Regions from separate parts of the Homo sapiens genome. Here region 2 is linked to region 1. Evidence: read pairs that join two places in POLR2A ChIA-PET (ENCODE). Cell type or tissue: MCF 10A. All regions are shown on one strand. Region 1 overlaps MIR99AHG (mir-99a-let-7c cluster host gene). Region 2 overlaps MIR99AHG (mir-99a-let-7c cluster host gene).

Region 1 (5,000 bases):
GGGGTCGTTAATCTTATTTAAATCTTGGAACATAATACTTGGAGAATTCAATTTTTTAAATTGTAAATATAAAATATTTGCTGTGTTAGAAACAAAATTGGAAGACACTTATTCAAGAGGTGATCTGCTCTTGTTTTCCGAGTGGTAAATGTTAAATTCTACATTTCTGAACAAATTTATTTATCAGTTTTAAATTCTACAGACATATTTACAAGCAGAATATTCACATATTTATTAATATTTTTGTTTCATGCTGAGAATATAGAAGAGCATTATGATAATATCCTTAACTTGATACATCTAATTTTTATACACGTGCCCTATATTTATAACTGCAATATTTTTGGCATAATCTTAAACAGATGGTGGGGTATTTAATGATGCCTCTGGGTAAAAATCAATAGTATCTGAAGCCAGGGTTTATGAATTCACAGAAAGAGAAATGTACATCTTCTATCACTTCAAACACTACTTTTGAGTTTGTTTTCTATTTATCTTTATTACCCAACATGGAATTTTTTTAATAAGGATTAATAAAGGATTTTGTTTAGGATCAAAAAAAATTTGGAATACAAAAGGAACTTACACCTGAGATTTTTCTCTGAGGACTACAGACCACAGTTTTCTTTGTTTAGGGTATACAATATGTTTATAACTTTATGCTTCTCCTTCTACCTTTGCATAAAAATACTATGCACGATTTTCAACTCATATCCAGTGATGTTATGTTGTTACAGTTTTTAAGTAATAAAGGACTTGCGACTCAGGAAAATCATTTCATTTGAACACGACCTAAGATAATGTAATACTAAAAGAAAGCCTTTTAGAAAAATAAATGAATTTAAAAATTTCTGGAACTCCCCAGAATAGCTGCTTATTTTAAAATCAAATTAACAATATGCAGTTAAATATAAAATGTTGTTATACTTATATAGTTAAATATTTCTTATTATTGCTTTGGAAGCATATGGAGTGATTTTCATTTTGCCATTTAAGAATACAATATAATAATTTTTAAGAAACATAATATGAGACAGTTCAATGTATAAAAATCTCTTTGCAATGTGATTATAAAATCTTCCAAAATTATCTTTGAGTAGATATTTTCTTTCAGTGAAGAAAACGTTACACTCGTCCACACAAAAGAATTATTTTCTAACTTGAGAAACCCACGTTTCATGAAAGTCACTAGCCTGTCTCAAGGTTTAATTGAAACCAAATGAAGTCTAGTAAAACTAATCAAAACCAAACAAGCCTTGGGCTACGAGAAGAACTTACTGTTGGCAGGTTTCACCTCGAGTTACGGCTCTTGAAGATTTGGTTAGAATACTCCACAATCAAATTTAAAATGCTGCCATGCCTTCTGAACTAGACATAAAATTTCTCCCAGAAGTTCTATGAATAGTTAAATTAAAAATGCCACCTTATTACCTCAGAATTATACTATGACCAGTAAGAAAGGCAAATGATGTTAAATTAATTAAGAGAAAGTAGTGGATGATAAAAAATGAAGTTTTCCAGATATTAAAATCTATATGTTACATTAACACCACTCATTAAACAGAAATTTCAAGAAATCTCTCAAAAATCTCAATGCATAATTTGCAGAGATGATGTCACAAGAGCTGAAATCTCAAAACAAATGCACGGGTGGGATAGAAATCAGTAAAAATGAAGAGAAAAAGACAAACTAGGGTTATTGGAGGGAGTACCGGACCAGAAGCTGAACAGGGCCATGTGACTCTCAGCTTCTTGCACTTGAGTTTTGCTACTACTAAACAAGAGTAATATTTCTAACTCTTACCGTACACTTCTCTCAGATGTAGTCATGTAAAGAGTGATGCAAATGGAAGTTATTGTGAAAGCGTAAAACAGATAGCAGCAAATATCTGTGAGCTAAGGAAGAGAAAAGATGATCACTCCGAAATTACTGGTTCATTAATTACATTTTCCTCTTTTGTATTTGAAGGCAAAGAACTGATAGAGAAACAGTGACTTTAGCTTTGAGAAATAAAAATACAAGTATTTAGATGCATTGTGCTACATGTTAAGCAAGAAGAAATTTATTATCCTCTGAGTAATGCATGTCTTAAGCAAATACCTATGCAATGTTTCAACAGAATAGTAAGTAATATGACCATTTGCTGAATAGAATACAAATGTTACATATAAAAGTGATTTAAGAGACTGGTGTTGCAATATGGAATAGGTCCAAGAATGACTTTTCATTCCATGCACTTGGGCTCCTGCCAGGTTACTTTAAAAATTATGGAGTGTTAAAAAAAAAAATAGACACAAAATAAAACAGGAATGTCCTAAGGGAAAATATTAAGAAAATTTTCCTTTCAAGCAGTTAGACAGATAATCTACATTTTTGACAAGGAAGGAACAAAGAAATATGATTGAGACATATAGTAAAGTTTATTACCAGTAATTTGATATGCTTACCCAAGCTTTCTGGTTAACTGAGGACATACTATGCCACTGTTACTTTTATTTATAATTTTAAACTGATGACAATCTAAATAATTTAATAACACATTTTATCACTTTCTTTATACTAGTATAATGCACTAATAGTTATACTATTAAGTTCGTAATTAATTTTGGGTAACTTAGAATATGGCCTTTAGGCTAAATGCCATTGTATGCACCTTATGGTCAGACAGATTTTCACTAGTTACTTTCCAATTGCTAATGTCTTATATCAATTTAAAATTGCTAAACAGTCACTCTAATTATGTGCTCAAACTCAACTGCATTTGTCCATAATAAGTTATCTGGCCTTGTGGTATGCATTGAACAAGAAAAAACAGAAGAAAAAAATCTCCAAATAGTTCACTAGAAAGACTACGCATAAAACTCATAAAATGTGCTTTTTTGGGTGTAAGCAGAATACTTACTTATTAACAGCCTTCATTTGATCTTAAATGAATAGATTTCAAAGTTAATGTGTTTTCTGAATTCACTGTCATTGGTGAGATTAGGCCTATCTCCCGGTGTGTATGGGGACTAAGGAAAATGATGATGTGCCATATCCTCGTTACTCCAACAACTTCTGTTGAAGTGAAATTACACTGAAAAGAGAGTATCAGGAGCTTCTGCTGATGGTAGGCTATTCAGATCAGTCCTCCTGCTAAGAACAACTAAAAATAGCTTGATAAACTATTAAAAAGAATTCTTTTTTAATTTATCAAATAACTTATAAATTCAAGATGAAATATGGGATGAGATTCAGGAAAGGATGAGAACTCATAAAACCACACCCAGTACTTAAGGCTACTTTTGCATTGAGGCTACTTACCAATATAAAGAAAAAGCTGAGAAACGAGTAGTGAAAATGCCTTGCAGGGGTCAAAATACAAACTGTGGTGTCCATGATCCTCAAAGATTGGCTATATTGGGCTTAGAAGCACTCCTTCTAAAGCATACCAGGGTTACAACTCCAAAGGATTGCTTCCTAAGAGGACAAATGAACCAGAAATAAACTACCCAATGTGCGTACTTTACAGCTCAAGTTTGCATTATAAAGGCCTAGAAAATGTGAAGCCTTGAAATGGAATCACAGGCATCTAGGTTTTCTAGCACCTCTAGACATGTAGCAAAAGCAAACCAAAATCCTCTGTGTAGAAACATAATGTTATACTGGGCCTCAATACTTTTCTAAAATGTTTTCTCTAATACAATGTCTAGCCCACAGTCAAAGATAACTAGGTACTCAAGAGAAAGGCACCGTTTATAAAACCCAACAGAAACATACTCAAGACACTTCACATATTGGAATTATCATATAATAATTATAAAATAATCGTACTTAGAATTTAAAAGAAAATAAAAGCCAAGCTGGAAAAATGTAACAGAGTATTTTCAAATGACACAGCGTATTTGAAAAGGAACCAAATAGAATGTATAGAACTGAAAAGCATGGTAACCAAAATAAGAAACTGGATGGATTTGAGAACAAATTGGATCCAATTGAAGAAACTTTGTGAAATGCAAAATAGTTAAGAAAAAAAATATCAAGAACATCAAGAATAAAGCTCAGAAAGACAAAAATATAAAACTGTTGGGGAAAGGATTTGATGATACATTAAGGATACAATAATAAAATCTAACATATATTTTATTGGAGTTTTCAGAAAGAGAGAAAAAGAACAATGTATAAGCAATATTTAAGTAGATAATGGCTGAGAATTCTCCAGAATTAAAACATATATCAATCCACAAATTCAAAAACCTAATGAAACCCAAGCAGATAAAAAGCTGACAAATCATAGTGAAATTCAGAAAACTACAAAGAGGAAATCTTAAAGATATATCTATTTATATGATATGTTTTTTCAATGTACTAAAATAAAATAAATTTCAATTGACAATTTTATATCTAATGAAAAAGGCTTTCAAGAATGAAGGTGCAAGAGACATTTTCAAAGAAACAAAAAGCAAGAGACTTTACAACCATCAAGCCTCTATTAAAGGAAATTCTGAATGATAGACTTCAAGCATAAGAAAAATACAGCCGACTCTTCAACAGCAGAAGTTTGAACTGTGCGGTCCACTTATAGGCAGATTTTTTTGCAATAAACACAGTTGTTCCTCTTATCGATATTCCAGGGTTCCTCAACTACACGATTTGATTATGCTGGGATTTGGGTATCCACGTGGGAGAGAGGGGAGTGGTGTTCCTGGAACCAGTGCCCCACCAGTAGCAAGGATGAATGTAATCCTGAAGCCCAAACGGAAGCTCAAGAGAGGCAAAGGGAAAGGGAGCACAAGAAAAGGGATGAAGGTGAGAATTAAAAAAAAAAAAACTGCCCATCAGGACTATGTTCCTTACCTGGGTGAGGAAGTAATCTGTCCACCAAACCCCAGAGACACAGAATCTACCCATGTGACTAATCTGCACAGGCACTCCCTGAATCTAAAATAAAAGTTCAAAAGGAAAAAAAGAAAAGAAAAGAAAGGGGGATGGAAATGTGGATAAATGTAATTAAACACTG
Region 2 (5,000 bases), 63 kb before region 1:
TCTGGAAGGCAACTTATTTATATGTACCAAAAGTTTTGTACTTTTTGTTTTTATGTATTTATTTGTTGAACAAATAAGTATTTATTGATCACGTACTATGTCTCAGGCACTGTTTCAGATGCTAGGAATAAAGCATTTAACAAAACAAAATTTCTGCCTCGTTTATCTTCGATTCTATGAGGTAGAGATAACAAGTAGACAAATAAACATTACATATTAAGTACTACTGAACGTTAAGACAAAAATAACGCAGGATAAGACAAATAACTTCGGAGGCAGCAGATACGACATTTTACATACGGGTTCAGGGAAATGTCTTTCTGGTGTGGTAACATTTCAGCAATAATCTGAGTGTAATATGGGAGTCTAACGTAATATATGGGAGAAAAGCACTTGTGGAGAGGGACGTACCAGTGAAAGGCTCTAAGATGGGGCACGATTCTCAGTGATACTTTGAGGGCCCTTTTGTAAGAAATTCATTAGTGAGATAGGGGTATGTGTAATGTGTGCACCATTTTTGTACAAAATTGTTTATAACTGCCAGGAAAACTGAAAATAGAGTATATCAATTCTTATGATATATTAGATATTGGTTAAAAATGGTATTTTCAAGAGTCATGAGATGTAAACTTTAGGTAAGCAAAAGCAGGGGGAAAGAAACAAACTGCAGATAATGTATGATTCCAATTTTGTAAGACGAGTATTTTTCAATATAGTTAAAAGATCAGGTATCAAAATGTTGACAGTAACTATCATCTCTGTATAGTAGAATATTGGATTTACTTTCTGATATTTTCTAAATTAAAAAAACATATAAGTATCTTTTTTAATAAAAGAAAAACATTAAACAAAGGAGAGGCAGACATTCCAACTTTGCTGTATCATTAATTTCAGCATTCTCTTTATCACACATCTTAAAGCCCTTAATTTTTTCAAATATTTTACTTTCCCAAATCTAGTTAGAATTTGAAATGATTCTTCTTTTTTAAGGAATGGAAATTTCCCCCTTCCCTTCAATTTCACTGCTTCTGCTCTGTTGCTTAGATTCACAGGAAGATTTTAAAAATAAATCTATAAAATCATGTTCATCTCTGTCTATAGCCTTTGTTTTCTCCTTCGAGAGCATATGGTGACAGTCATCTCATCCAGTGACAAATGCCCTCCCACAACATCTACTACTTTGACCCTTAATTAGATCTTCTCAGACAATCTAAAATAACTCATGTCTGAGACTCTCCCTATCTGTACAGATCCCAAAGGATTGGGAAGCAAGAAAGTATCTTACTGCAGCCGAGGATACATGTAGCCAAATGGGTGAGCAACTGGGAGTTGAGTGAGGTTGCTTTAAAAAAAAAAGAGAGAGAAAAGAAAGAAAGAAAAAGAAGAAAGAAAGAAAGGGAGAGAGAAAGGCAGAAAGAGAAGGAAGGAGGGAAGGAAGGAAGCAAGAAAGAAAGAAAGGAAAGAAGGAAAGGAGGAAGGAAGGAGAAAGGGAAAGGGAAGAGAACAAGCATGCCAACACAGAGAAAACTATACAATTAGGTCATTAATGAAAAGTGAAAGCTCAGCAAGGTATCAGAATGTGCAGGTGAAATCTCATGTTGAGAATCAGAGAGCAGGGTGGTCAAGAGCACCCAGTTCAACAAGTTTTGTTTTGATAAATCTATAAAGCATACTGCCTGGGTGTTGCCTTTCAAAGCTCTTGTTAAAACAACAACAACAACAAAAAAACCCACTAAAACAAATAAAGAAAGTAAATATGAAGGTGAGAGAGAGAGAGAATATTAGATGATCTCCCATAATTTTAAAAAATGAATAAATGATTAGAATGGGAGCTGGGAAGGAAGAGGAAGAATGGCTCCTGGAGGGGTGTTATGAAATGCACATGTATAATTGATTCTTGTGTTCACTGGTGTTGCTACATTAATGTAAGTAAGTAAGCACAGGTAGCATGTCTACAATAGTGACAGGTCAAAGCTGAAGTCTAATCCTATGGGAAACTATTTGAGGGGCAACTATTGAGCTCCTCAAGGGAGGATCGTTTGTGTGTGAGGCCTGGGCTTAACTGGGGTCCTGATACCCAGATTGTCTTTCATCTATCGTGGATGATACTGCCTGGCCCCCATATGCCTCATTGCCAATAGAGTTCACCCAGTCAAGTGGTTGCTCTAGCTGTTGGGTGACCAAATCTGCTTGGGCCCCAGAGACAGACCTAGGAAGATAGTGTGGAATTAATAACAATTTTAACCAAGGAAAAGATACCGGAGGCATTAGGCAAATGTGCTCCAGCATATTACAGCCACATGGAGTGGCAGAGTCAAGAACAAGAAACAAGACTGTATTTGGCACTTATACAAGAATGTTTCTGAGATAAACCAGGGCTTCCTTCAGCAGATAGTGAAAAGCATGTCACATGCCACAACTCAAGGAGTGTGGAAAGGCCAACCTATTCAAATTATCTTTCCCTTTAGCCCTCCTTAGTTCTAAAAATCCCCTTAGAGATTTTGGTGCCAAAAATCCTTACCATACCAAGACACTAATTTGTATATGGGTAAAATACTATCTCTGGAACTTCTACAAAAATAAAATATAGTACATGTAAAGATCGTATTCACCTCCTTATGACTGTCTTCAGGCTTTAGATTAGGATATTCTGAATCAGAGGATGTTGGCAAAGAAGGCAAGCCTCTCAGGAGCAGGGCTGCCGAATTTGAGTTAATACTCTTAAACAACTGGCCCTAAATCACTAGTACCTAAAACTGTGGGTGCCTATGCTGTTACTGAAACTTTGCCTGTTGAGTTAGAGCATCCTGAAGAGTTAATCAACGGCAGCATACTACTTTCCTGAGCTCCCTGAGCTAATATCCAAATGATCAGAACTAAACTTCCATTTATAAGAGGATATTATGGGATAATGAATATAAAAGCAAATAAAGTTCTATGATTCTAGTTCTAAAATTTTCAAGAAGAGCTATTTTTACAGATCCCACTTTCTGTTGAATTGGATGGGGGAATTGTTTTCATTTTGTCCCCAAGTCATAGCTCAATTAATTAACTTTCAAGCTTTTAAGAAAGAAAATTGATTCTAACTATAGCATGTGATCAGAAAGGTATCCAAAATATCTGAGCTAAAGCATTTTGGAATATATTATACAGATTACATGTTACAAAGTTTATTCTTTTCTTGCCCTTTTTCCTTTCAGGAAGGAAAGCTTGAGAAGAAATCGTCAAATGTTGCAGGATTCTTGTAAGCACAGAGAACTATGAAGACCTGACAAGGAGGGTATCTTTTTCTTTCATGCTTGTCCAACAAGAGAGCACATTGTTAGTGTGCTTGAATTCCAACAAAAGAAGGCATAGAATGAATCTTGGTTGTTCCCTTTTACTTGCTAAATATGTACTGAATGAATAAATGGTGCATTATACATCTATAAAACAGCTGAAAATAACATTTGTAGTGAGTGTGAATCTATACAAATTTCCCAAGAAAACATGAAACTAGGATGCCTGCTGTGAAAGACAAAAGCTCTGATCATATCTTTAAAAGAAGGAAGTCTTAGCAGTTGATAAAAGATTGTTTTAGGCCTAAAGACTGGTATACATTTAAGAAGGGGCTGGGCACGTGGCTCACACCTGAAATACCAGCAATTTGGGACACTGAGGAGAGAGGATTGCCTGAGCCCAGGAGTTCAAGACTAGCCTGGGCAATAGTGACATCCTATCTCTACAAAAAAATAAAGTTACAAAGGTGTGATAGTGCACACCTGTAGTCCCAGCTACACAGGGTAAGAGTGATGTTTAGGGAAAGAAAGGATGGGGACATTAACCAGAAGCCTCCAGTGACTGGTTCCTTCCCACCTTACCTCCCACCAGACTTTCTCCACCAATAATTATATGCTAATTAAAGCAAAGCCAGCAGCCACTCTGTTTGTCATGGCCATGCCTTTTACTAGAGAGTCTTTGGTGTTTGGAGAGCCCTGCAGCCACAATCTGCTTTCTCTCCTTTTTCTGGCTTCTCTTCTTTTTCATGTAGCTTGTTTCTTCTCTCTTTTAAGACTTATCTTAGATGTCACCTCCTCTGCTTCTGCCCAGACCCAGTTGAGTCCCTCTCCCCTGGCATCCAGTTGCTCTCTGTGACTGCTAGCATTGCACTTACTGTCTTTCACTAAAAGGTAGAAATTTCATCCCTCTGCCAATTTGGTTTCAGAAATATCTCTTGATTCCATTCTCTGATCTTGTCCCAGTGCCTCTACTGTTTTGACTCAGGTAATTGTCATCTACTGCTCACCTGGTTTCTTACAAAGCCCCTTCCCTGGTTTTCCAGCCTCTCTCCAGCAGCTCAATAATCAAAATATTGCCAGAATTTTCTTCCTAAAATACATGCCATTTTTCTGCTCAACACCTTTAGTTTCCCTCATTTCCAAAATAATAAAAACCTAAACTTTTAACACAGCAAAAATAATAATAATAATAATAATAATATTCATCATAATTTGACCTTTATAGTCTCATTAGCCCACACTCCTACCACTCTTAATCTATGTTCTGGGCACATTAAATATCTGGCCATGCTCAAGAAACGTGTGCTCCTTAATATGTGTGTGCCTTCCACAGAGCCAGTTCCTTGCCATAAAATGCCTTTCTCCCATTTAGTTCTTTCTAAAATGCTAATTCATCTCCTAAGATGCTGCACAAGCACTCTTCAATAAATTATCCCAGTCTCTGCCAAGCAGAGCGATTTGCTAAATGTTATGTGAGGTCACAATATTTTGTTCATGTATCTAATTTAGTTTTTTGGGTTTTTTATTGTTTTTCTTTTTCTCTTTCTTTTCTTTTCTTTTCTTCCTTTCTTTTTTTTTTTTTTTTTTTTTTTTTTTTTTTTTTTTTTTTTTTTTTTTTTGAGACAGAGTCTCATTCTGTCACCCAGGCTGGAGTGCAGTGGTGCGATCTCGGCTCACTGAAACCTCTACCGCCTGGGTTCAAGCGATTCTCCAGCCTCAGCC

Evidence for each region. ChIA-PET counts read pairs that join two places held together with the same protein. Peaks named below come from ENCODE experiments on the same cell type or tissue, not always from the same donor. Only the 100,000 strongest peaks of a DNase experiment are listed, where the experiment ranks them.
Region 2: POLR2A ChIA-PET joins it to region 1 with 5 read pairs; 5 of 35 experiments call an interaction of 5 or more read pairs at or near these places.

Annotation. Positions count from the first base shown.
Region 1 is chr21:16,121,726-16,126,725 of GRCh38, reverse strand. All of the region lies in intron 2 of MIR99AHG (mir-99a-let-7c cluster host gene), which reads right to left. Among named protein-coding and RNA genes, the nearest start is that of MIR99AHG, 54 kb to the right of the region's middle. In MCF 10A, no CTCF peak of the experiment used is centred here; a DNase peak (open chromatin) is centred at 2,205.
Region 2 is chr21:16,184,291-16,189,290 of GRCh38, reverse strand. The region is part of intron 3 of MIR99AHG (mir-99a-let-7c cluster host gene); the gene reads right to left. Among named protein-coding and RNA genes, the nearest start is that of SNORD74B, 98 kb to the left of the region's middle. In MCF 10A, no CTCF peak of the experiment used is centred here; no DNase peak of the experiment used is centred here.